Regions from separate parts of the Homo sapiens genome. Here regions 2 and 3 are each linked to region 1. A link is a loop called in an ENCODE intact Hi-C map of the cell type or tissue named here. Cell type or tissue: IMR-90. All regions are shown on one strand.

What was found. Hi-C counts contacts between places; a loop is a spot of excess contacts. Peaks named below come from ENCODE experiments on the same cell type or tissue, not always from the same donor. Only the 100,000 strongest peaks of a DNase experiment are listed, where the experiment ranks them.
Region 2: it touches region 1 in a loop (16-fold over the local background); 3 of 110 quality-filtered maps call a loop at or near these places.
Region 3: a loop joins it to region 1, with 26 times the contacts of the local background. A loop is called at or near these places in 5 of 110 quality-filtered maps.

Annotation. Positions count from the first base shown.
Region 1 is chr16:27,104,970-27,112,969 of GRCh38, reverse strand. No RefSeq gene overlaps it. Among named protein-coding and RNA genes, the nearest start is that of C16orf82, 42 kb to the right of the region's middle. RefSeq lists enhancers at 1,880-2,426, 2,427-2,975 and a silencer at 3,014-3,213. In IMR-90, CTCF peaks have their summits at 2,724 and 3,138 (motif pointing right); no DNase peak of the experiment used is centred here; H3K4me3 peaks cover 233 bases; H3K27ac peaks cover 149 bases.
Region 2 is chr16:27,452,444-27,460,443 of GRCh38, reverse strand. IL21R-AS1 (IL21R antisense RNA 1) reads left to right here and starts at 7,051. Exons shown (of 3, transcript NR_037158.1): 1 at 7,051-7,347; 2 at 7,522-7,701. RefSeq lists enhancers at 3,343-3,392, 7,544-7,643. In IMR-90, a CTCF peak has its summit at 3,143 (motif pointing right); a DNase peak (open chromatin) is centred at 3,153.
Region 3 is chr16:26,959,660-26,967,659 of GRCh38, reverse strand. No RefSeq gene overlaps it. Among named protein-coding and RNA genes, the nearest start is that of C16orf82, 100 kb to the left of the region's middle. In IMR-90, a CTCF peak has its summit at 4,364 (motif pointing left); no DNase peak of the experiment used is centred here; H3K27me3 peaks cover 1,462 bases.

The DNA.
Region 1 (8,000 bases):
GCGGAGGCAGGAGAATCACTTGAACCCGGGAGGCAGAGGTTGTAGTGAGCCAAGATTGCACCACTGCACTCCAGCCTGGGCGACAAGAGCAAAACTCCCTCTCAAAAAAAGAAAAAAAAAAAAAAAGATGCACACACAAAAAAGGAAGAAAAATAATGGATGGCTTAATCTCAGCCTCTCTTGAAGCTCAGGAAGCTCACAGCAAAGTGCATATGACTTTACCCTCTGGATTTGCTCCCTTTGCCTACCCTCACCACTTCACAGGGAAAGGGGGCTTAGATGAAGTCCTTAGGAGAACCTATGTGGCAGATGTCCTCCTTACAGCTGAAGGAGTCTGGCATCAGAGAAGTTAAGCCATCTGCCCAAGGTCACACAGCACATCTGTGCACGTGAGGATTTGGACCTGGGTCTGTCTGATTCAAGGAAGCCCTGTGTAGGACTCAGGTGAGATATCTTGCATTAGACATCAGCCTGGAACTGGAGCTTTACTGCCCCAGGAGCTCTGCTCTAGAGACGGGATGTAAGTGCACCATCACGTGCACATCATTTGGGACTAGCTGGAGGAAATACATGAGCATTTGTGGCATGCAAGAAAGTGAGCAGAGCAGGAGCCTAGCAGACTTTTCTTTCTTTTTTTTACTGTTAAAGAATTGGGGGACAAGGAAGGGGACTAACATTTATGACATTCATTCATTCATTCATTCATTCATCCATCCATCCTTTGGTTCAATGATCCAGGTTTCTTGCTGGGCAGGCAAGTTACTTGCATTGTCTCATTCAATCCCCCAAATGAACAATCCAGCCAAGGCAGGAACCCCGCTTCATCCCTGTTTTGCAGGCCTGAGGAAATGGAGGCTCTGTGAGGGGAAGTGACTTGCTCAAGGTAACAGACCCACCCCCTCTCTCTTCCCTAAAACATTTTCCCCTCAGCGTAGCATCCACCCGGCAGCAGACTGTAGAGGGCAGGGGGTGCTGAAACCAGGCTGTCTGTTTAAATCTTGGTTCCCCTTTAATAGAGCTGTGACCTTGATTTCCACATTTGTAGAATGGGTTAGAAATGGTATCTACATCAAAGGCCTGCTGTGGAGATTGATGGAGATAAGGGATACAAATGCCTGCAGAGCAAGGGCTCAGAGTACTTTGGCTATCACTGTGATCTCCCTTCCCGAAATCGGTGTCAAGTTCAAGCTCCTTGAGGGAGGCTTCTCAGCCATCTCTGGGCTCTGTTAACTCACAAGCACCAGATCAACTCTGCTGCCTTCCCTGAGATGCTGCAGGGCCAGGTCCTGCGGGTGGGGGCGCAGGGATGGCAGGACAAACTCTGCCTTCGAGCTGTCATACCTGGTGCAGGAGACAGATGCAGGGACATGGCACATACACCCCCATGTAGTTAAGTGCAATTGTAAAGATGAGTTCAAATAAGAGCCATGATAATGGTGACCCCCAACCCGTCACTTTTTTTTTTTTTTTTTTTGAGACGGAGTTTCGCTCTGTCGCCCAGGCTGAAGTACAGTGGCACGATCTCGGCTCACTGCATCCTCCGCCTCCCTGGTTCAAGGGATTCTCCTGCCTCAGCCTCCCAAGTAGCTGGGATTACAGGCGCCCACCACCAGGCCCGGCTAATTTTTGTATTTTTAGTAGAGATGCGGTTTCACCATGTTGGCCAGGCTGGTCTCGGACTCCTGACCTCAAGTGATTCGCCCACCTCAGCCTCCCAAAGTGCTGGGATTAGAGGCGTGAGCCACCACACCCGGCCCCCAACCCATCACTTTTTAGTGTATCACCTTGTTGTATTTATTTCTTAGTACTTATTAATATTCAGATCATCGTGTGCATTTGTTGGTTGACTTTTGTATCGCCTGTCTTCAGCACTAAGTACCATATTTACCACGATCTCCTCACTGTCTAACATAGCTCCTGGCATCCAGCAGACACTCCGTAAATATTAATTGAATGTACCAGTGAGTTGTTGGGTGAAATGAAGCCCCACAAGTCAGCACTGTCCCTCCTGACATGGAGGAGAGAGGCAGGAGATAGGTGGCAGGGACTGTGTGGGCTCTGCCTCTGAGCCTCCCCGACCCCCTCCCTCGCCCCCTCCCTGTCTTTCCTGACCCCCTCCCTGAGCTCCCTGCCCACAGCTGAGGTCACCAGGGATGCTGGCAGGGACTGCAGCCTCTGGCCACTTTGGAGGTTGGCTCCCCACACACCCCCGGGTCTGGCAGCTGTTTGAGGTCAGCTCCCGGAGCTCATGGGAGTTTCCTGATGTAAGGCTGGTCTGGAGGGTCTGGGCAGCAGACTGTAGGCAGGTGGCGTTGAGCAAACCTCTGGAGCTCCCAGCATCTTTTCTTGTAGGATGGGAAGATCCTAGCATCCACTTTGAGCTGTATGGTGGAGTCCCGAGCCTGAGGGCTCAGGATGGGCCTTGGTGCCTTCAAACCGGGGCACTGCCACTTCCTAGCTGTGCGCGCTTGATTTCTCTGGGCCCAGCTGCAAAGTGGGGATAAATAGTACGACCTCATGGCTCCGGCTGGATTAGAGGAGTCCGCCTAGGAGAAGTGGCGGCCAAGAGCAAGCCCCTAGGCAGGATCAGCCGCGCCCTTTCGAGGGTCCAGGCCTGGTCCCAGAGATCCCAAGGGCCAGGGCCACGCCTGGGGTCCCCCTGCTCCCTGGGACCCTCTCGGAGCAGCTCCTTCTCCACTTCCCAGGCTCTATCCGTGGCCGCTGGGCTGCAGCAAAGAGCTTCTCTGAGTGCTTCGAACGTGCCTCTTAAAAAAAAAAAAAAAAAAAAAAAAAAAGGAAAGCCCTTTCTTGGAGAGTTGCCCACGGCAGACACAATTTAAATTAACTTAAACTATTTCCTTCCCCTCCCCCACCTCGTTATCCTTTTTCAGAGAGTAGGGAAGAGAAAACGTTTTCGGGAGAAAGCTACGGGAGGAGCTCCTCTCTCTCTCTTCCGTCCAGCGGATGCCGGGGCTGCAGAGGCCAAAGTTTGCAGCGGGCGCGGCGGGGCGGGAGCGGGGAGCGGCGGGTGGGGCGGCTGCTAAGGGAACGCGCGGGCGGCTCCCGGAGCCCGGGGAAGGAGGGGCGGCCGCCCCCGGTCCCGCCGCCGCCTCTGCAGTGCCGCGCATCGCCGCTGGGGGGCAGCAGGGCCCCGCGGAGGCCAAGTCCCGTCGGAGACCGCACAGCTCCTGGTCTCGTACCCCAGACCCGCCTTCCCTGACCTCCGCCCTGGCTGCTCACGGGACCCCGGGGACCAGAGGTCGCCGAGGCAGCAGCCCGCTCTCCTTGCTCCTCCCCTCTTTCATCTATCCCTAATTCATTAATTCATCCGTCCTTTCCGCCTTCGTTTCTCCAACCCCCACATATCACTTTTTCTCCCTTCTCCTCCTTTCCCTATCTTCTTTTCTTCCCTTCCTCCTCTTCATTCATTCATTCCTCCCTCGTATCCTTTCACCCACCCACCCACCACTCATCCATTCTTCCGTCCATCCACCCATCATCTATCTATCCCTCCAACTTCCCCTCCTTCCTTTCCTTCCTCCCTGCCTTCTTCCCTTTTCCCTCTTTCCCTTCCTTACTCTCTCTCCTTTCCTCCCTCCCTCCCTCCTTTCTTCCCTTCTTTCCCTTTCATTCTCCCTCTCTTTTCCTCCTTCCCTTCCTCCCTCTCTCTTTCCCTCCCTCCCCCTCCCTTCCTCCCTCCCTCCTGCCCTTTTTTCCTCCCTCCCTTCCTCCCTTCCTTCCCTCTTCTTTTCTTCCCCCACTCTTTCCTCCCTTCCTTTCCTCCATCCCTCTTTCCTCCCTTTCTCTTCCTTTCTTCTGGATTCTGGAGTCAGATTTAACTTCAGTCTCTGGGTACGTGGTTACCTGGCCTGCATGGCTGTTTCTGCACCTGGGAGGGGAGGACGCCTGGCCAGCCTCACAGAGCCGCGGGCAGGATCGAACCGGACAGTCGCAGAAGAGCCTTGCACAGGCTCCGCACCAGTGAGAGCCCAGGGCTGTGCCAGGAGGGGCACGTCCAGGCCCTTACTTCTCTAATCTGGCTGCGCCTTAGAATCACCCGGGAGCCTTTAAGACATACCGGTAACCAGAACTTCTGGTGGGTCCCAGACACTATTTTATTTTATTATTTTATATTTTATTTTATTTATTTTATTTTTGAGACAGAGTCTCCCTGTGTCGCCAGGATGGAGGGCAGTGGCTCCATCTTGGCTCACAGCAACCTCTACCTCCCGGGTTCAAGCAATTAATTCTCCTGCCTCAGCCTCCTGAGTAGCTGCCTGCCACCACCCCAGCTAATTTTCGCAGTTTTGTAGAGATGGGGGTTTCACCGTGTTGGCCAGGCTGGTCCCGAACTCCTGACCTCTAGTGATCCGCCTGCCTTGGCCTCCCAAAGTGCTGGGATTACAGGCCTGAGCCACTGCGCCTGGCGTTTGCTTTTTATTTTAATGGGCAGCCAGGGTGGAGAAATGATGCTCACGTTGTTTTTGATAGAGGCCAACTAGTGCCAGGTGAATGGGGGTATGGGGGTGAACAGAGGCAGTGGGACTTGACCGCACCCTCTGCCCACTGGCACATCTCCCCTCCTCCCGCTCCTCTAGGAGTCTTGGGGACTCCAGGATCCCTGCGGTGCTCCTGCCGCAATGCACCAAGCACACTCACACCCCAGGCCTTCCTCTGCACATGCCGTCCCCCACCTGCCTGCCTGATGTGTTATACAGATGCCTGGAGGCCACCCCTCTGTAGCACTCTGGGCCAATGCCCCTTCCCTGGCCACAGTTCCCAGGCAATCAGTGTGCCCCTTGTGCACCCCCACATAATCCCTTGCAGTTGCCTGTTTTGCCCCCATCTTCTCCTGTGTGTGGGGGTGCCCCAGGGACAGGGCTTAGATCTGATTCTTCTCTGAGTGTCCCAAGCCTGGCCCAGAGGAGGCACTGATAGAGGCGGATGCACTGATGTTTTGCTGCTAGGACTTGCTTTTGATAAAACCAGTGATATGGTCACCAGCAAATACCCCTTTTCCCTCCTGCCTGGGCCCCCCAGGACCAGCTCCAGTGGCTCTTCAGGGTGAGTCTACTTTCTGGGTGTGGTACTCCTCTCCTGGGTGTACCCAGAGCTTGTAAACTGGTCAGACTTCCCCCACTGATAACATTTTGTTTGGCATGCGGATAATTATTATTTTTTCCCAAGAAGTAGACCAGGTGCAGTGGCTCGAGCCTGTAATCCCCACACTTTGGGAGGTCAAGGTGGTTGGATCACTTGCGATCAGGAGTTCAAGACTGTAAGAAACATTCTTACCCATCCAAACCCAAAGAATGGACTCAGGGACATGGAGAACAGCAGAAGTGAGACTTTAATGGTGGTCTTGCAAGATTGGTGTCTGGCATGCAGGCACACCCAGAACGGTTTTAACAAGCTATTTACTCCCTAGCGCTCAAGTCCCTCCCCCAGTTCCTCATTGGCTGAGTACTATGGGGTTACAATCTTCCCGGACGTCACCTATTGGTGGTTGTATTAAGGTTTCAAGTATGTTCTTTAGGGTCTTTCTGCTGCCTTTTATTGCAGCCCATAATGCATTGCGACTATCTCAGGACTCTTTAAACATTTGACTTATGGCCCTAGTGGCTGCACTTGGCTGATAAGAAAGGGTACAATTATTTATGTTGCAAGCTAGCCTAAACTAAATTCTTTACTGGGGAGGGGGAGTTAAGGGGGGGCTCCAACCCATAGGCGCCTGGCTGCCGAGTGAAAGTAGAAAGCAGGAAGGAGAGAGGGGTGGTGGCTCAGTACATTCTGCTGCTTTATCTCCTTATTTCCATGTAACCTGCTTAAACCTATACTAAGACACTTAGAATTAAAAATGGGCCGCCGTGGCCGGGCTCTGTGGCTCACACCTGTAATCCCAGCACTTTGGGAGACAGAGGCAGTGGATCACCTGAGGTCAGGGGTTCGAGACCAGCCTGGCTAACATGGTGAAACCCCGTCTCTACTAAAAATACAAAAATTAGCCAGGTGTGGTGGTGGCTGCCTGTAATCTCAGCTACTTGGGAGGCTGAGGCAGGAGAATCACTTGAACCCAGGAGGCGGAGGTTGTAGTGAGCCAAGATCATGCCACTGCACTCCAGCCTGGGCAACACAGTGAGACTCCGTCTCAAAAAAAAAAAAAAAAAGAAGTAGTTGTCGATATTTAAAAACTGGCAGATTTCACATAAAATTGGGGATTTTTACCTTCTTTTCAAAACCCCAAAACTCTGGTAATATAAAACTGGCACCAGTTGGCTAAGCGAGGCATGGCTTCCCTTTAGACTGTGTGAGCTTCCTCCAGTTCATCACACACCCTCCTGGCCTCAGGCACGTTGGAGGTGAGGAGCTCTGCTGAGACTGTTTTAAAGAGGAGGAAGCTGAGGCCCAGCGAAGGCTGTAAACTTGGCAAAGGTCACACAGCAAATGTTTGGAGGAGCTGGGATCAGAACTCACGCTGGTCAGATACAGAGATGCAAGAGGCGGGTGGTCCGTTCTCACAAGGGTCTCTTCTGGAGAGAGAATGGAATGACTGAATGGGGAGTGGTCTGGAAGCCATGAGAAGCAGATGGGGCAGCTGGGCTGTGTCACCTGAGAGCAGAGATGCCTCAGGGAAGAAGTGGGGTCCTGGATAGTCATTTCCAGGTGGGAAGGAATGAAGGTGTTCTACGTGATTTTAGGAATACAGCCAGTATTCACTGGGCACTTATCATATGCCAGGCACAGTGCAAAGTGTGTTGAATGAACTCATGCGCTCTCCTTCATGACAGCCAATAAAATAGGCATTAAACATTTTATTTATTTATTTATTTAGATGTGGTCTTTGCTGTGTCTCCTAGGCCAGAATGCAGGGGCGCAATCATAGCTCGCTGCAGCCTCGAACTCATGGACTCAAGTCATCCTCTTGCCTCAGCTTCCCAAGTAGCTGGGATTACAGGTTTGCACCACCACAGCTGGCTCCTTTATAAAATTTTGTTTGTAGAGACAGAGTCTTGCTATGTTGTCCAACCTGGTCTCAAGCTCCTGGCCTTAAGTGATCCTCCTGCTTCAGCCTCCCAAAGCTCTGGGATTACAGGTTTGAGCCACTGTGCCCAGCAGACATAGACACATTTATAACCCTCCTTTTTACAAGAAACGAAGGCTCAGGGAAGGTTGAAATTTACCATGCTAGATTTAACTATTGGCATTAATATTTTGGTCTTTCCTCCTTCCTGAGTATCCAGGAAAGTACATTTTCCAGCCCCTTGCAGTTAAGCAGGGCCATGTGGTTAGCCCAGCCAATGAAATGTGGGTGGAAGTGATGGGTGCCACTTCCGGGTTGAAGCAGGAAGAGACTTTCTGTAATTATCCAGTGTCTTTCTCTCTCTTGCCCTGGTGGTGGTAGATGAGGCTGTGTTGTGGTCCTGGAACCATAAGTTCCAAGTGGTTCCTCGCATTGCTACGTGGCCACATCTGCAGCAGATTTGCATGACGCCAAAGGGACTTTTCTCTTGTGAAGTCATTGAGATTGAGGGATTGCAGCAAATCTCAGCCTACCTCAATTAACACATCCTACAGCTGGGAACTGGTGCGGCTGGGATTTGAACTCAGATCTCTCTGACCACAGACTGAAAACAGAATCAGGGAAGATGGTTGTAGATTCAGGGACACACATTTTCCCCACCTTCTGCATTTTAACATTTTGAAATCAGGTTTCGTCTGATAATCAATGGCACCTCACAACAGTTGTTGGCCTGTTGGTCGTGTGAGCTTTGTCTTTGCCTCGTATCTTTTGGCAAGATTTTCTTTAAACATAAAGGGCCAACATCGAAACTTGAAGAACGAATGAATGTCTGCTTGAAATAAAACCTCGGGGACAATGGTAGAACATTCTTTTAAGAAATGTTGCATCACTTACATTCTTGATGTCCTGGAAGATGCTATTGCATGAAAAACACAAACATCAATGCCTCTGTGTTGAAAAGAGATTCACAAGAGCTGAA
Region 2 (8,000 bases), 350 kb before region 1:
CTCCAGGATGGAGAGGGGCACAGGCAGCTCCCTCACCACCTTCTCAGCTGGTCCCAGGCCTGTCCCCCACAGAGCAGCTCCCAGCCCAGTGCCAGGCCCACGATCAGCTCAGCTCAGCACAGCTGGTGTTGGCAGGGCCTGCGGGATGGGTCTGGCCCCTTGAAGTTCTCTTGAGCTCACATTGTTACATTTTTTTAAGTTAGTTGCCAACATTTTTAAAATGTAGAGTTCACATTTTTTTAAAAAAAATTCAGATTTCTGTCTTCTCTTAAAATGGAAAGTTCCAGTAACAATGGGCTTAGCTTCCTGCCTGTGGCAGTCAGAAGTGCTAAGCAGAGGCCACTCCCTCTAGGTGGGATGTGCCCCGACCTGGCCAGCTGTGTCTCACACCCACCTGCAGCTTCTCTCACCTAGAAAAGTGTCCCCTCTGGGGAACATGTACCCCTGACCTGACCCACCTTCCAACCTATGTCTCCATCCTCCCTCTACGAGGGACCAGGGCCCTGGTCACTCTGGGCCACACTTCTGGATGAGGAGGGACAAAGGCAGGGACTTGGGAGTCAGAGTCCTGAGAGTGAGTCCCCGCACTGCCTAGCCTGGTCAGGTCTTAGTGTCTATTTTTTTTCCCTTTAAAGTTTCATTCAAGTGTAGAAACAATAGTGTTCTATGGGATTTTTTGAGGCAATCAAGTAGAATAGTGGATGTGGTCTGCTTCATAAATAAAATACTGTACAAATACTAATTATTTGGGAAAGTGTGGCATGGTGGAAGAAAGGTTTGGGAATCCAGTAAGTGTTTCCTAAAAAACTGACCCTGCATTCACATTTCAGAGCCTTCGTTTTGTCGTCTGAAAACTGGGGGAAGAGTATCTCCCTCAAGGGAGGGCCAGATGAGCTGAAGAGCACCGGATGCAAGTGCATAGTCGGGTTCAGCAAGTTTCCTTCTTTGCCTGTGCCTCCCAGATGATGGAGAGTGTGGGCATGTGTTGGGAGATGGGACATAGGGATGGTGGGGACAGCTCTCAGATGGTGAAATGGGGCTTCTGTGAACACCAGTCCACATCCCCATTCTGCCCAAGGATAATCTGTTGCTTCTTCCCCTCCCTCCTACCCATCATGAAGCCCCTCATCTGCCCACCCATCTGTCCATCCATCCATCTGCACATCCATCCACCCAACTATCCACCTACCCATCCATCCATCCATCCATCCATCCATCCATTCGCCCATCCATCCACCCACCATCCATTCATCTGTGCATTCATCTACACATCCATCCACTCATCTGTCCATCCATCCATCCATCCACCCACCTACCCATCCACCCATTCATTTGTCCATCTGTCCATTCATCCACCTACCCATCCATTCATTCATCTGTCCATCCATCCATCTACCCATCCATCCATCCATCCTTCCAAGACAGCTCTCTGCCCCTCCAAGCTCTGCACAGAAATCTCCAGAAGCCACAGCATTGACCAGTAGTTGTGAGCTGAGATGCCTTCAGGGGCCAGGCAGGTAACAAATGAGAGGAAAGGGGCCTTGGGTTAAATACTAGGGAGTGATAGCAACTGTGGAAAACTAAAATGTGTATGCCCAGGCTGTGAAGGAATGCAAATTTGAAAGAAACATTAAGCACTAACTACCAAACAAAACCTACGAAGGGGCAAAAATGGGTCTCTGGCCCTTTTGCAGCTGCCAGAACAGTGCTAGGTGGTGGCTCCTGGTCTCCTGCAGAGAGGCCAGGGAATGCACAGCCCAGATGGGCACCTGCACGAGGCCCGGACACCTTGGCTTTGTGTCCCCAGCTTCCATATACCCCCCAGTCTTGCCCTCCTCACTCTTAATTCTTTTTTCTTTTTCTTAGATAAGCAAATACATGAATGCATTGTCTGTTAAATACAACATTTCAAATCTGGCTAAAGCCTGTGGGCCCCTCTCCTTCAGGGCCCCTCCCACTTTCCCTCTTCCCATTTCCATCCATATCTGTCTGTGCACGCCCTGGGAAGCCCGGGCCTGTAACATAAAACACGCCCTCAGCACGGCTCACTCACCGACCCCCTGGCACATCTGCATCAGCATGCCTATTATGGGAGTGTTTTGAGGAAGTAGCCAAAGCTTTAGTGGAAAACCACCCAGGAAAGCTTCACCAGAGAGTCCTTCTCCACTACAGCAATGCCCCTGCTCACTCCTCATCAAACAAGGGCAATTTTGCAAGCGTTTCCATGACAAATTATTAGGCACTCACCTTATAGTCCTGATATGGCTCCTTCTGACTTCTTTTTGTTTCCTAAAAAAGAAAAAAAAAACTTTAAAGGGCACTTTTCTTCAGTTAATAATGTAAAAAGATGGCATTGCCATGGTAAAATTCCCAGGACCCTCAGTTTTTCAGGGAGGGGCTGAATGGCTGGTCTCATCGCCCACCAAAGTGTCTTGACCTTGATGGAACTTATGTTGAGAAAGACAGTTTGTTTCTTATTTTTAATCTTTGAATTCATTTTCCATGAACTTTTTTTTTTTCTTTTTCTTTTTCTTTTCTTTTTTTTTTTTTTGAGACAGGGTTTCGCTCTTGTTGCCCAGGCTGGAGTGCAATTGCGTGATCTGGACTCACTGCAACCTCCGTCTCCCGAGTTCCAGCGATTCTCCTGCCTCAGATTCCGAGTAGCTGGGATTACAGGCATGCGCAACGACGCCCGGCTAATTTTGTATTTTTAGTAGAGACGGGGTTTCTCCATGTTGGTGGTGTGAGCCACCGCGCCCGGCCTCCACAAACGTTTTGAAGTCGCGAATGTGTGTATCTGTGCACATACATGCTGTGTATGTATGTATTTGTGTGTGGGCATGTGTGTGTGTGAGTGTGCATGTATGTGCCTGCGTGGAGTCTCCCTCCTTACCTCCAATGCCCAACGCAGGTCCATCCACCCAAAGGGTAGAAGTCAGCCTTTGTTGAATTAAGCAAACCCCTGCCAGTTCACCCTGTCCTCATCGCCCGTATTCTCTACCGCAGAGGGCTGCTGTGGTGATTGTCCAGGGTCCCCTTTATAAGCGCCAGGCAGATGCACTTCTGTGGCCCTTTCCCCCTGGACAGCAGAGCGAGCGGGCACTGCCTTCAGCCGACACCTGCATATTGCAGTGCTTACCAGCAGGTGGCAGCAGCCACCCAAGCGTCTCTGTTTCCCATTACTTCGCCTTGGTTTCCAAATGTCAGGTGCTCTTGGTCCATACAGGCTCCAGGGTGAGGCCAGTAAGAACTGACTGGGGCAGGGCATGACTTATCCATAAAATGGATGATATCCTAGCAACAAGATTTCCTGAGCATCTGCCAGATGCCAGACACTGTTCTGGGCACATTACACACATTAACTTCTGGCCCCACAATAGCCCTAAGACGTCTGCCTGATCAGTATACTCATTTCATAGATGAGGAAGCTGAGGTGCAGGAGGTAAAATCATGTCCACAGGGCTGGAGGCTGGAAAGCGGATCTGCTGGTATTCCCAGTCTGCCAGCCTCAGGGACCTCCCCATCACACCGCCTTCCAGGGATGGGATTTGTTTTGGGGTGGGGGGGGAGCCAGCATTGTGCTGGGAGACTCCCTAAAGAGTAGGATGAAAGGGTTTCTTATCTGGGGTCATCAATTTTTTTTTTTTCTTTGAGACAGAGTCTCACTCTGTCGCCCAGGCTGGAGTGTAGTGGTGCGATCTCGGCTCACTGCAACCTCCGGCTCCTGGATTCAAGTGATTCTCCTGCCTCAGCCTCCAGAGTAGCTGGGATTACAGGCGCCCACCACCACACCTAGCTAATTTTTGTATTTTTAGTAGAGACGGGGTTTTGCCACGTTGGCCAGGCAGGTCTCGAACTCCTGCCCTCAGGTGATCCACCCACCTCGGCCTCCCAAAGTGCTGGGATTACAGGCATGAGCCACCACGCCTGGCCTGGGGCCATCGATTTTTGAAAGAACCTTCACATTTGTCACCCTTAGACACAGGGGGAAGACCTATGATTGCCCCATGGTCTGAGCAATGAAGGAAGGGCTCTTGCTCTCATTACAGACTCCCCAGGAGGCGGCCTGTTTTCATCTCCACACCTCATTCTGTGCCCTTTCTAGGTCTGGGGCAGATGGTTGCCTCCTCTCTCCATACTGCTTTGCCAGTCACTGCTCTACCATTGATTGATTCATTCATTCATTCACTTATTCAATATTTTTTAGCACCTGCTCTATACCAGGCACTATTCTAGGCTCTGAGACCCAGCGGAGAATTAGATCCCTGCTGTAGTGGCGATAGACAGTAAATATGATGGATAAATAACACAAATGTATGAGAAGGTATAATAAGTGTGATGGAAAAAACAAAACCAGGCAGTGGGGTGTTGCACTTTGAATAAAGGACCCAACCCAGAGTGGAGAAGGTGACGTCCGAGCAGACTTGACTCCATCCTCTCATCTTACACGAATGCGTGGGTGTTTCCTGATGGCAGACAAGTCCTCTCCTTGTTCTTTCCTGTCGAGAGTTTAAAGGAAGCGCCTGCTTTCTTTCCTGTCGAGAGTTTAAAGGAAGCGCCTGCTTCCTTTACTGTCAGTGGAATGGGCTCCTGGGAGGGGCAGTGCACGTGCTCACTGCTCCATCTTCCACCGGAAGTCCCCTTCTTGGGTTCCACCGGTGCCCTGGGACTGGGTGGGCTGTGCAGGGTTGTGCCATACCATGGGGCCAGCAGCCGGGCTCAGGCAAACAACATCCCCAGATAGGAGGGAGGAAGGGGCTTTCACCTCCAGCGGGGGGACCAAAAGGAGCTCAGGAATGGGGCAGAGCATGATGGACTCCAGGCAAATCACTGCCTTTTTCTGGGCCTTCACTTCCCTCTGTCTCCTTCCCTTGTTAGAGCATCTGGGACCCCCAGACAGCATCCCAGGCTGAGATCTCGCAGGAACTGTTGATGGTTGGAGAGCTGGGGTTATGTGTTCGTTGAATCCCAGCAGAAAGCAGTGCAAGCTTCAAGGCATCTGGAGGGAAGCATTTATGAACTCTCTGGGAAGGAGATTGGGAAGGGCTGGGGCCACAGCCCTCTTCTCCTCTGACCTGGAGCCTAGCTCAAGGTGATGATAGAAAGACAACGCACCTCTGGCCGGGCGTGGTGGCTCACGCCTGCAATCCCAGCACTTTGGGAGGCTGAGGCGGGCAGATCACTTCAGGTCAGGAGTACGAGACCAGCCTTGCCAACATGGTGAAACCCCGTCTCTACTAAAAATACAAAAATTAGCCAAGTGTGGTGGCACGTGCCTATAATCCCAGCTACTCAGGAGGCTGAAGCAGGAGAATTGCTTGAACCTGGGAGGCGGAGGTTTCAATGAGCAGAGATCACGCTATTGTACTCCAGCCTGGGTGACAGTGTCAGACTCTGTCTAAAAACCAAACAACAAAAACAAAAAACAAACAAAAACACTAAGACAACTGACATCTAATAAGGGCTTGCTCCACCCTCTGTTTTCATTCCTGGAGCAAGCCAAGAGGCTGATTCCTAACCTCCACTTTATAAAAGAGAAAACTGAGGCGCAGCGACAGCAAATGACTTGCCCTTGGAGCCTGGTCTTCTGGGCCCTTTGAATGGGGTGATATGGTTTGGCTCTTTGTCCCCTCCAAATCCCATGTTGAACTGTGATTCTCAACGTTGGAGGTGAGACCTGCGGGGAGGTGATTCATGGGGGCAGACCCTCCTGAACAGCTTAGCACTATCCCCTTGGTGATGAGTGGGTTCTCGCTCAGTCACTTCATGGGAGATCTGGTGGGTTTGTTTGTTTGTTTTTGTTTTGTTTTGTTTTGTTTGAGACAGAGTATGGCTCTGTTGCCCAGGCTGGAGTACAGTGGTGTGATCTCGGCTCTCTGCAACCTCTGCCTCCTGGGTTCAAGCAGTTGTCCTGTCTCAGCCTCCCAAGCAGCTGGGACTACAGGCACAAGCCACCAAGCCCAGCTGATTTTTGTATTTTTTTTTTTTAGCAGAGATGGGGTTTCACCATATTGCTCAGGCTGGTCTCGATCTCCTGACCTCAGGTGATCCACCCACCTCGGCCTCCCAAAGTGCTGGGATTACAGGCGTCAGCCACCGTGCCCAGCCAATCTGGTTGTTTAAAAGAGTCTGGGACCTCCCACTTTGCTCTCTTCCTCCTACTCTTGCCAGGTGACACGCAGGCTCCCCCTTAGCCTTCTGCTGTGATTGGAAGCTTCCTGAGGCCTCACCCAGAATAAATGCTGGTGCCATGCTTCCTGCACAACCTGCAGAACTGAGAGCCAATTAAGCCTCTTTGTAAATTACCTAGACCCTGGTATTTCTCTTTTTTATTTTTTGAGACAGGATCTTTCTGTCGCTCAGCGTGGAGTGCAGTGGCGCCATCTCAGCTCACTGCAACCTCTGCCTCCCGGATTCAAGTGATCCTCGTGTCTCAGCCTCCTGAGTAGCTGGGATTACAGGCATGTGCCACCATGCCAGACTCATTTTTGTATTTATAGTAGAGACAGGGTTTTGCCATGTTGGCCAGGCTGGTCTTGAACTCCTAGCCTCAAGGGATCCGCCTGCCTCGGCCTCCCAAAGTGCTGGGATTATAGGCGTGATCCCAGCCTAGCCTGGTATTTCTTTATAGTGACACAAGGACTAATACAAGGTCCTTCCTTAGGATAGAAGGAGAGTCCTTACTGTGGGGATAATATCAGAATAATGCTAGAACACTTTCTGCTGCAAGGGACAGAAACCCACCTCAAACCAGCTTAAGCAAAAAAGGAAATTTATCAGCTCATTGATTCAGCTAGGGTAGGCAGGGTTATGCTGTGGTAACAAACAGCCCCATCTCAGCAGCTTAGAACAACAAAGGATTGATTCCTTGCTCACGATACACGTCTATCACAAGTGAACTGAAACTTCAGTCCGTATCTCCTTGCTCAAGGACCCAGGTGCCCAGGCAGATGGAGCAGTCACCATCATCATCTGTCTCTGTGACAGAGGAAAAACACCCCAGGGGGTGTGGTAGCCATCTGAAAAATGCTCTGCCCAGAAGTGAGACTTATCACTTCTGCTCACAACTGCCCAGTCCCAGCCAGTCACATGGCCCCATCTGGCTACAGAGGGTCAGGATGTACAATCCTGCCATGTGCCCAGCATATGGTGAACAGCATAATGACTTCCATACTCATGTATCTAAACGGTCCAGGAGAAACGTGGTTTCAGGCATGGCTGGATCCGGGATCTCAAGAGCTATTACCATCTCTCAGCTCTGCTTTCTTGTGTGTTTCTTGCTGCCCCTCCCAGTACCCTCCTTACAGCTTAGTAATCCCAGCAGAAAGAGAGCATGGACCAGCTAGGGTATGTCTGTCCCTAAACTGTACTGTTGCCAGGGGGAAGAAATGTCCTACTGGGCAGGCCTGGTTCACATAGCCACTCCCAGAGCTGGGGTCAGCCACGTCTCCAAACTGCTGCACAGGCAGATGCAGCAGGCACCCACGGCGTCTGCTAAACCTTCCTCACCTCTTGATCTAGGTACGTTCCAGCAGAGCAAGGTGAAAAAGAGCTGAAAGTGGCATCAGAAGCCCAGAGTTCTGGTTCCAGCTCCGACCACTCATTCAGTGTGTGACCTCAGGCAGGTCACCAGCCTGAGCTGTGCCTTCATTTCATCTGTCAGACGGATGACTCTGCCCCTCAGAGCTTGCAGACGGCAAGGTGAGGAATGCGGCAGCTGGGAAAGTGACGTTGCTATCGGTCCCCCTTCCTCTTCAGTGAGTCTTGTCAGCAATTCTGGCCTGGTCTTTGGAGGGCGAGGAGCGCCTGTCCCACTTGCTCCTGACCCTTGGTCGTACCTCCAGGCCTTTGTCCAAGCTCTTCCCTCTGCCCCAAATAGCTGGTACATGTAACAACGCCTATTCATTTTTCCTTTTTTTTTTTTTTTATGAGACGTAGTCTCGCTCTGTCACCCAGGCTGGAGTGCAGTGGTGTGATCTCTGCTCGCTGCAACCTCCATC
Region 3 (8,000 bases), 150 kb after region 1:
TTTCCTCAATGAGTCCAACACAGCTGAATTTTCACCTAACTTTCGTACAGATGATGGTTTCTTTGTTGAGTTCTGTCTGAAGAAAGTGACCTGCAATTATAATAGGAGCTGTTCTATGATATTTACCTTGAATCTACATAAGTCAAAGGCACAGGAGTGCTCCGCCACTGTGGTTGCCATCTCCCTTCCGGAACTACCCTTCTGTCTTTGTCCTTTTGTTTTCATTTCTTTATTTTTATTTTGTAGAGATTGGGTCTCGCTGTGTTGCACAGGCTGGTCTTGAACTCCTGGGCTCAAATGATCCTCCTACTTTGGCTTCCCAAAATGCTGGGATTACAGGTGCTGGAAAGGCCACCATGCCAGGTCCTTCTCTCTCTCTCTTTTTTTTTTTTTGGACAGAGTCTCACTCCATCACCCAGGCTGGAGTGCAGTGGTGCAATCTCGGCTCACTGCAACCTCTACCTCCCAGGTTCAAGCAATTCTCCTGCCTCAGCCTCCCAGGTAGCTGGGATTACAGGCACACGCCACCACAACTGACTAATTTTTGTGTTTTTAGTAGAGGCAGGGTCTCATCATGTTGTCCAGGCTGTTCTCTAACTCCTGACCTCAAATGATCCACCCTCCTTGGCCTCCCAAAGTGCTGGGATTACAGATGTGAGCCACTGAACCCGGCCAAATGGGACGGCGGGCTGTTTTCAATAACATTGGCTAATGTGTATTGAATACTTGTGATGCATCTGGCACGCTTCCAAGTGCTTTACATGTATCGATTTATTTAATCCTCACAACAACCCTATGAGTGACTACTATTATTAATCCCATTTTTTCAGATGGGGAAACTGAAAATCAGAGAGGTTAAGTAGTTTTTCCAATGTCACATTGCTTGTAAGAAGTACAGCCATGATTTCAGCCTGAACCTTTGGTTCTAGATCTGAGCTCTTTTTTTTGTTTGTTTTTGAGACACAGTCTCTCTCTCTCTTGCCCAGGCTGGTGTGTAGTGGCGCGATCTTGGCTCACTGCAACCTCTGCCTCCCGGGTTCATGTGATTCTGCTGTCTCAGCCTCCCAAGTAGCCAGGATTACAGGCATACATCACCAGTCCTGCTAATTTTTGTATTTTTAGTAGAGACAGGGTTTCACCATGTTGGTCAGGCTGGTCTAGAGCTCCTGATCTCAAGTGATCCGCCCACCTCGGCCTCTCAAAGTGCTGGGATTATAGACGTAAGCCACTGTGCCTAGCTTAAACATGAACTTTTTATGCAGTCTAGAGAGCCACTGAATTAGTGGTGACCTCCGCCTGGAGCCCAAGCCTTGTTTCTCCCAGGCCAGGGTTTTGTTTTTTTTTTTTTTTTTGAGACGGAATCTCTCTCTGTCACCCAGGCTGGAGTGCAGTGGCGCGATCTTGGCTCACTGCAAGCTCCGCCAACCGGGTTCACGCCATTCTCCCCTCAGCCTCCTGAGTAGTTGGGACTATAGGCGCCCGCCACCACACCCAGCTGATTTTTGTTTTTGTATTTTTAGTAGAGACGGGGTTTCACCATGTTAGCCAGGATGGTCTCGATCTCCTGACCTCATGATCCGCCCGCGTCGGCCTCCCAAAGTGCTGGGATTACAGGCGGGAGCCACCGCGCCCCAGGCCAGGGTTCTTTACACGCCTCCATGTCTTCTCTCTTGACCTGGCTTTCCTGTTCTCTTGTCTGGGGCTGCCACGTTGCTAACTGCCACATTCATCACCTGTCATGGTTTCTGGTGTGTTGGTTCAGCATGGACTCTAAGGCTCAAACCTCATTTCTCCAATCCATTCAAAGCTTTACTGATCTTTCCTGACATTTGCCTCTCTCAGGTTCTCAGCCCCATGCACCTGGATAAATGGCCTCTGCATCTCTAGCCACAGCTGTTTAACCAACTCAGGGCTCTAGGTTGATGGAGAGGGCACAGAGTGAGGGAGTGGACCACCGTGGCACACAGAGAAGGGGCACTGACCTCCTGGAGACCCCAGAATCCTTTCCCAGGGATATTATAAACGGCACTGGTCTCAGCACTGTACATACATACATATATATGTATATACATTTGTGAATGTGTGTGTGTGTGTATATATATATATATACATATGTATATATGTGTGTGTATGTATTTTTTTTTAAGAGAGAAGGTCTCAGTCTGTCACCCAGGCTGGAGTGCAGTGGTGCAATCATAGCTCACTGCAGCCTTGAATTCCTGTTCTCAAGTGATTCTCTCACCTCAGACTCCCAAGTAGCTGGGACTACAGGTGCATGCCATCATGCCTGGCTGATAGATTTTGTTTTATTTTTGTAGAAATGGGGTCTCCCTATATTGCCCAGGCTGGTCTCAAACTCCTGGCTTCAAGTGGTCCTCCCACCTTGACTTTCCAAAGTGCTGAGATTACAAGCATGAGCCACCATGCTTGGCCAGCACTTCATGTTTTTAAGGCAGTTTGCTCTGAGGTCCTAGAAGACACATGAAGTCTACCTGTTATTCAAGGCTTCCAGCAGAGGGGACCAATGTTGGACCCGCACACCTGTTGGAATCAAGACAAGAAAGCATCTTCCTGGGACCAGCAAGACTGAGATAGTTGTCTAGGCTGCCCCAAGGCTGACCTTTCCTGGCTGGCATCTCAGCGTTTTTTCCTGTGCTCTCTGACTATATCCTTGGCTTCCCCAAGCAGGGGATGTGGCAAAAGCAGATGCATTTTGTGGCATCAGATGAGTGAGTGGTGTCTCGCTGACAAACAGAAAAAAAAGTCTGTTCTCATTTAGGATTTCTGAAGTCAGATCTTTGATAAGGCTTCCTGATTGTTGGGACTCAGAGAATAGGTTGGGTTTCTGAGAGATATGGCTTGAAGTAACAGTAGGCAGTGTGTCTAACATAAAATATTTACTCAGTAATGATAGCAGAAACCAACCATTTCTGCAGAATCTTTTGTGCCAGGTACAGTTTTAAACATGTAATTCACATTGAACATTAACTCACCTAACACGTATGGCAGGTCCATGGGGTAGGTACCATTATTTCCCCCCATATTTACAGATGAGTAAATGGAAGAATGGAGTGTGTCAGTAACTTGTTGATATGGGTTGGCTCTGCATCCCCACCCAAATCTCATCTCGAATTGTAATCCCCATGTGTTGAGGGAGGGACTTTGTGGGGGATGATTGGATCATGGGGGTGGTTCCCCCATGCTGTTCTCATGATAGTGAGTGAGTTCTCATGAGATCAGATGGTTTTGTAAGTGGCAGTTTCCTCTCTCTCTCTCCTGATGCCTTTGTGAAGAAGGTGCCTGCTTCCCCTTCTGCCACAATTGTAAGTTTCCTGAGGCCTCCCCAGCCATGCCAAACTGTGAGTCAGTTAAACCTCCTGTTTATAAATTACCCAGTCTCAGGTAGTACTTTATAGCCATGTGAAAATGGACAAATACACTTTCCTCAGCTGGGATGCGCACTCAAGCATCTGGCTCCTGAATTTGCAGTCCTACCCAAAATGCTCCTCTGCCTGCCATCCTCTGTCCTTATGGTTGCTATAGCTGCTAACCTGTCACTCATGTCTACCAAATTGTATGGATTTCTTTGTTTTGTTAGAACCCCTAACTGAGACCCTTTAGATGTGCCAAGGTAGCAAAGCTGTTTTAGAAATGGTTTTGGGGGCTAGCGTTCTATCTGGTGGGCGCTGGAGCCACATTCAGCCAGGCTGAAGCTCAAGCTTACAGAGGAGAGAAGACAGATTATGCATTCCATATGCTGGCCATTTGCTTCTTTATTCATTTATTTACTACTTTTCCAGTAGTAAAATTTTTTTCCAGTATTTGTTGAATACTTCCTATGTGCTTGGGCTTAGCTCACATGTGATTGACTTAGCCACTAAAACATATTTGATCCCTCAGGGAGAGAACACAGTGGAGAGGTAGGCACTCCTCGGAAGGGGAAATAGAGCCCCTAACAGCTCCATCTGGGACCATGGTCTCCTGATCTGAGACACACAGCCATTAATTTGTCCAAAGCTGAGACTGCTGTACATGGTCATTGGCATAATCTCTCTGATCAAAGCCCTAACATCTAAATCTTGGTGTTTCTCAAGCCTCCAAGAGCCTTGACTTGTACTCCAGGGTTGGAAAGTTTGAGGACAAATAGCACATTTCCTTACTGTGGGGCAAGGACACCCCAGGCTCCTGCTACACATCCATTTGGGAGACCACTGTGCAGCTCCACCATGTGTGATCACACATGCTGGTAGAGCTGGCTGCCCAAACACAGCCAAACAAGCACAACGCAACCTTACCAGGAACTGCTCATCATGTGATGATGCAGGAGACCTGGGGCTAGGCTGCTTGGGTTGGTCCCAGCTCTGCCCCCTACTGGCTTAACTTTGAACAGGGTACTTCATCCCCATCAAACTGTGACATGAGCGAGAAACAAATGTGTGGTTTGTCACCCTGATATTCTGGGGTTGTTGCAGAAGTAAGCGGGTATTCCTAGGATTCGTATGGTAAAGGTGGTGTGTAGCAGGTTTGAGAAATGCTGTGTGGGGGTGTGTTAAGGGTGGGGCAAGTGCTTGTGACTCTGGAGTCTTGAGAAGGATCTTGGGGGTGTTTTCTAACTGGGGTTCTTGCTGTGGCCCGATTCTGACTGACAGTGCAAACTTTCTTGCTTATCCCTCATGGATAGAGTGTTTTTTTCCTTTCTATCCTCCCTAGCAACAATGGGTCCTTACCTGAGTCTAGGTGGCATCAGGGTTTGCTGTCCCTCCACTCCTCCTAAAGCTTTTGAAAGGGACATCTGCTGTGCTGGACCTCTGTTGACTCCAGTAGGGCTGGCACTGTGTTTGAGAGGCCAAAGAAGAAACCCAGAGCCAGCAGATGAGATACGGGGTTTACTGGAAACTTACACACAGGGGAGTCCAGCGACAACGGGCTGGACAGGGAAAACTGCTACTGTTTGTAAAATGCATGCAGTTTATACAGCAATCTCCACTTAGCACCCTTCCCCTAGCACCCTCCACCTGGCAACTTCCATTTAATTTAAAACAAAGGGCCTCGATCCCCCGTATGGTCTGTGTTCCAAGGAATGGGCCAGGAGTTCAGATGTCCTTCATGGACAAGGAATGAACATCCAGGTTGGCCACTCCAGGATTCCTTAGCCTGGGACTCCAAACACACATTCTTCTTAGACCATAGGGTCATTCCCAGGATATGCTTAAGTTATGGCTGTCAGGTGCATCTGCCATATAGGATCCAAGTGGGATTGTGGGGAGTGTGGAGGATGGGCTTGAAGCCTGGCTCCCAGAGGCACTAGGGTGTTCTCCCTATGGCCCACATCTCTGAAGGTGAGGGCAGCTCTCTCTGGTTCTCTGCCTCATCCTTCTTGTGAGCTCCGTGGAGGTTGGCGGGAAAGAGTCTGTTAGTCACTCCCCTTGAGTCTGGGGCCCCTAGGGAATCTCAAGGGTCACCATGTCCACATTTGTCCTTAAGCTGCTCTTTAAATTGTAGTTGAGTCTTACCCACTGACTTAGTGGCTGCCCCTTCCTCTTAAGCTGGGCTTCCTATTCTGACTTTCTGCCTGGACTTCCTATTCTGACTTCCTGTCTGGCCTTCCTATTCTGACTCCCTGTCTAGACTTCCTATTCTGACTCCCTGTCTAGACTTCCTATTCTGACTTTTCTGCCCGGACTTCCTATTCTGACTCCCTGCTTGGACTTCCTATTCTGACTTTCTGCCTGGACTTCCTATTCTGACTTCCTGTCTGGACTTCCTATTCTGACTCCCTGTCTAGACTTCCTATTCTGACTTTTCTGCCTGGACTTCCTATTCTGACTCCCTGCTTGGACTTCCTATTCTGACTTTCTGCCTAGACTTCCTATTCTGACTTTCTGTCTAGACTTCCTATTCTGACTTCCTGTTTGGACTTCCTATTCTGACTTTCTGTCTGGACTTCCTATTCTGACTTCTTGCCTGGAATTCCTATTCTGACTTCCTCTCTGGACTTCCTATTCTGACTTCCTGTCTAAACTTCCTATTCTGACTTCCTGTCTAGACTTCCTATTCTGACTTCCTGCTTGGACTTCCTATTTTGACTCCCTGTCTGGACTTCCTATTTTGACTCCCTGTCTGGACTTCCTATTCTGACTCTGTGCTTGGACTTCCTATTCTGGCTTCCTGCCTGGACTTCCTACTCTGACTTCCTGCTTGAACTTCTCATCCCAACTTCCTGTCCTGACTCTCCTTGAAGCAGCCTCTCTTTCCTCAGTTTTCAAGATACTTGGATGCCAGGAAACCTCAGCTCTCAGATTCAAGAAAATTCTGATTTTGTAGATTATCTGGGGTTTTCTCTCTCTCTTTTTTTTTAGAGATAAAAATTTCCCTTCCTGTTTTAGCTTGAGTACACTAAAGTAGAACCCTGAAAAGTAGATTTTATTGTGGAATTTTCTAATTTTTAAAAGTTGACACTAATGAAAAGGGCCGTCTGCATAAAGCATGTCCATTGGTCAAATCTGACTTATGAGCGGCCAGCAATCTCTCTGCTTATGACTGTTGAGTTTGTATCTCTCTGGGCAGACCGGGAGTTTATTTTATTTCCCCAGGTGTCTACCATGCCTGGCACAGAGCGGGGAGAGAGTAAGTGCTTTAATTAAATTATCACCCCTGGGCAAATCCTGGTTCAGCAAAACCACCCAAGAGAACTCTTTTATCTGAGGAAAAGGGGGAAGGAGGTTAGAGAAATGGTAGGAAGGAGTTGCCCGTTGTTTTATGATAGGAGAAGTACAATTGGGGTGATCAAGAACCTGGGTGAATGACCAAGAAGAGAAACGAACTCACCAAAGCTAACAAGGGTTGGAAAAAGCACAGTGGAACTGGGTTTAGAGATGCAAAAAGTAGCACTGATGAGTGTTTGGGACCACTGTGAGGCCCTGAAATGTGGAGGGAGACCCAGAGAGTGGTTTGGAGTCTAATTAACAACAGGGGTACTCTGCAAAAGAGGCGCTGAGATGGAGATGGGATTGATGAAGACTACACAGTTGGGAGCCACATGGCGAGAAGGACAGAGAGAGACAGAATCTGGAGAGCAAAGAGCTGAAGACAGACAAGCTCAAAGTTTGATATGTTTTAGTGTCCCACAGTCTCCATGGACACTGTTGATTGGTGGCCAAGCTGAGCTAAGCACAATTTGCTGAGAAGGAGAGATGTGGATCTGACATGCAGGGACCTAGAGAGGCCCCCGGCCTGCACTCCCTTCCCCCAAGCCCCAGCCCAGAGTGAGAGCTCTGTCCTGCCCAGGTCTGTGCCCTCTTGTCCTGCAGCTCTTCATCCCCAGCCGCTAAGAACCAATAAGGACAGTTGTATTCTGTGGAAAGTGTCAGGAGGAATTTACAGCCCTTCTGCAGAGAAGTAAAATATGGCCCTCTACTTGGGCTTCTCATCCTGCTGGGCTCCTCCTTCTTATTTCCCAGAGATGAGATTTTGAGTGATGAGGGGGGTAGAGGATGGGTTGGGGGCAGGGATGGAGAGAAACGGTGACCTCCAAAGAGATGCAGAGATGGAGGTGGAATTAATGAAGACTACATAGTTGGGAGTCACATGGAGAGAAAGAAAGAGAGGGACAGAATCCAGAGAGCAAAGAGCTGGAGAAAGACACCTAGCTGGAGAAGACAATCCAGAGCCAGAGACAAAGATGAAGAGGAGACAGGGACAGAGCCAGTGGCAGAGAGACAGAAGAATGATCGGGGTGGGGGAAGAGAAAGAGGGAGGGGGAAGAGAAAGAGGGAGAGAGGAAAAGAGAGAGAGAGAGAGAGAGAGAGACCGAGATAGATAAATAGAGAGAGGAGGAAGAGAGGGAGGAGCGGGGGAGACGACAGAGAGGGGAGAGAGGGAGGAAGAGAGGGAGAGGGAAGAGATAGAGAGGGAGAAGGAGAGGAGGGAGATAGGGTGATGGGGGAAAGATAGAGAAAGAGAGAGGAAGGGGGAAGAGAGACAGAAGGGTGAGAGGAGGG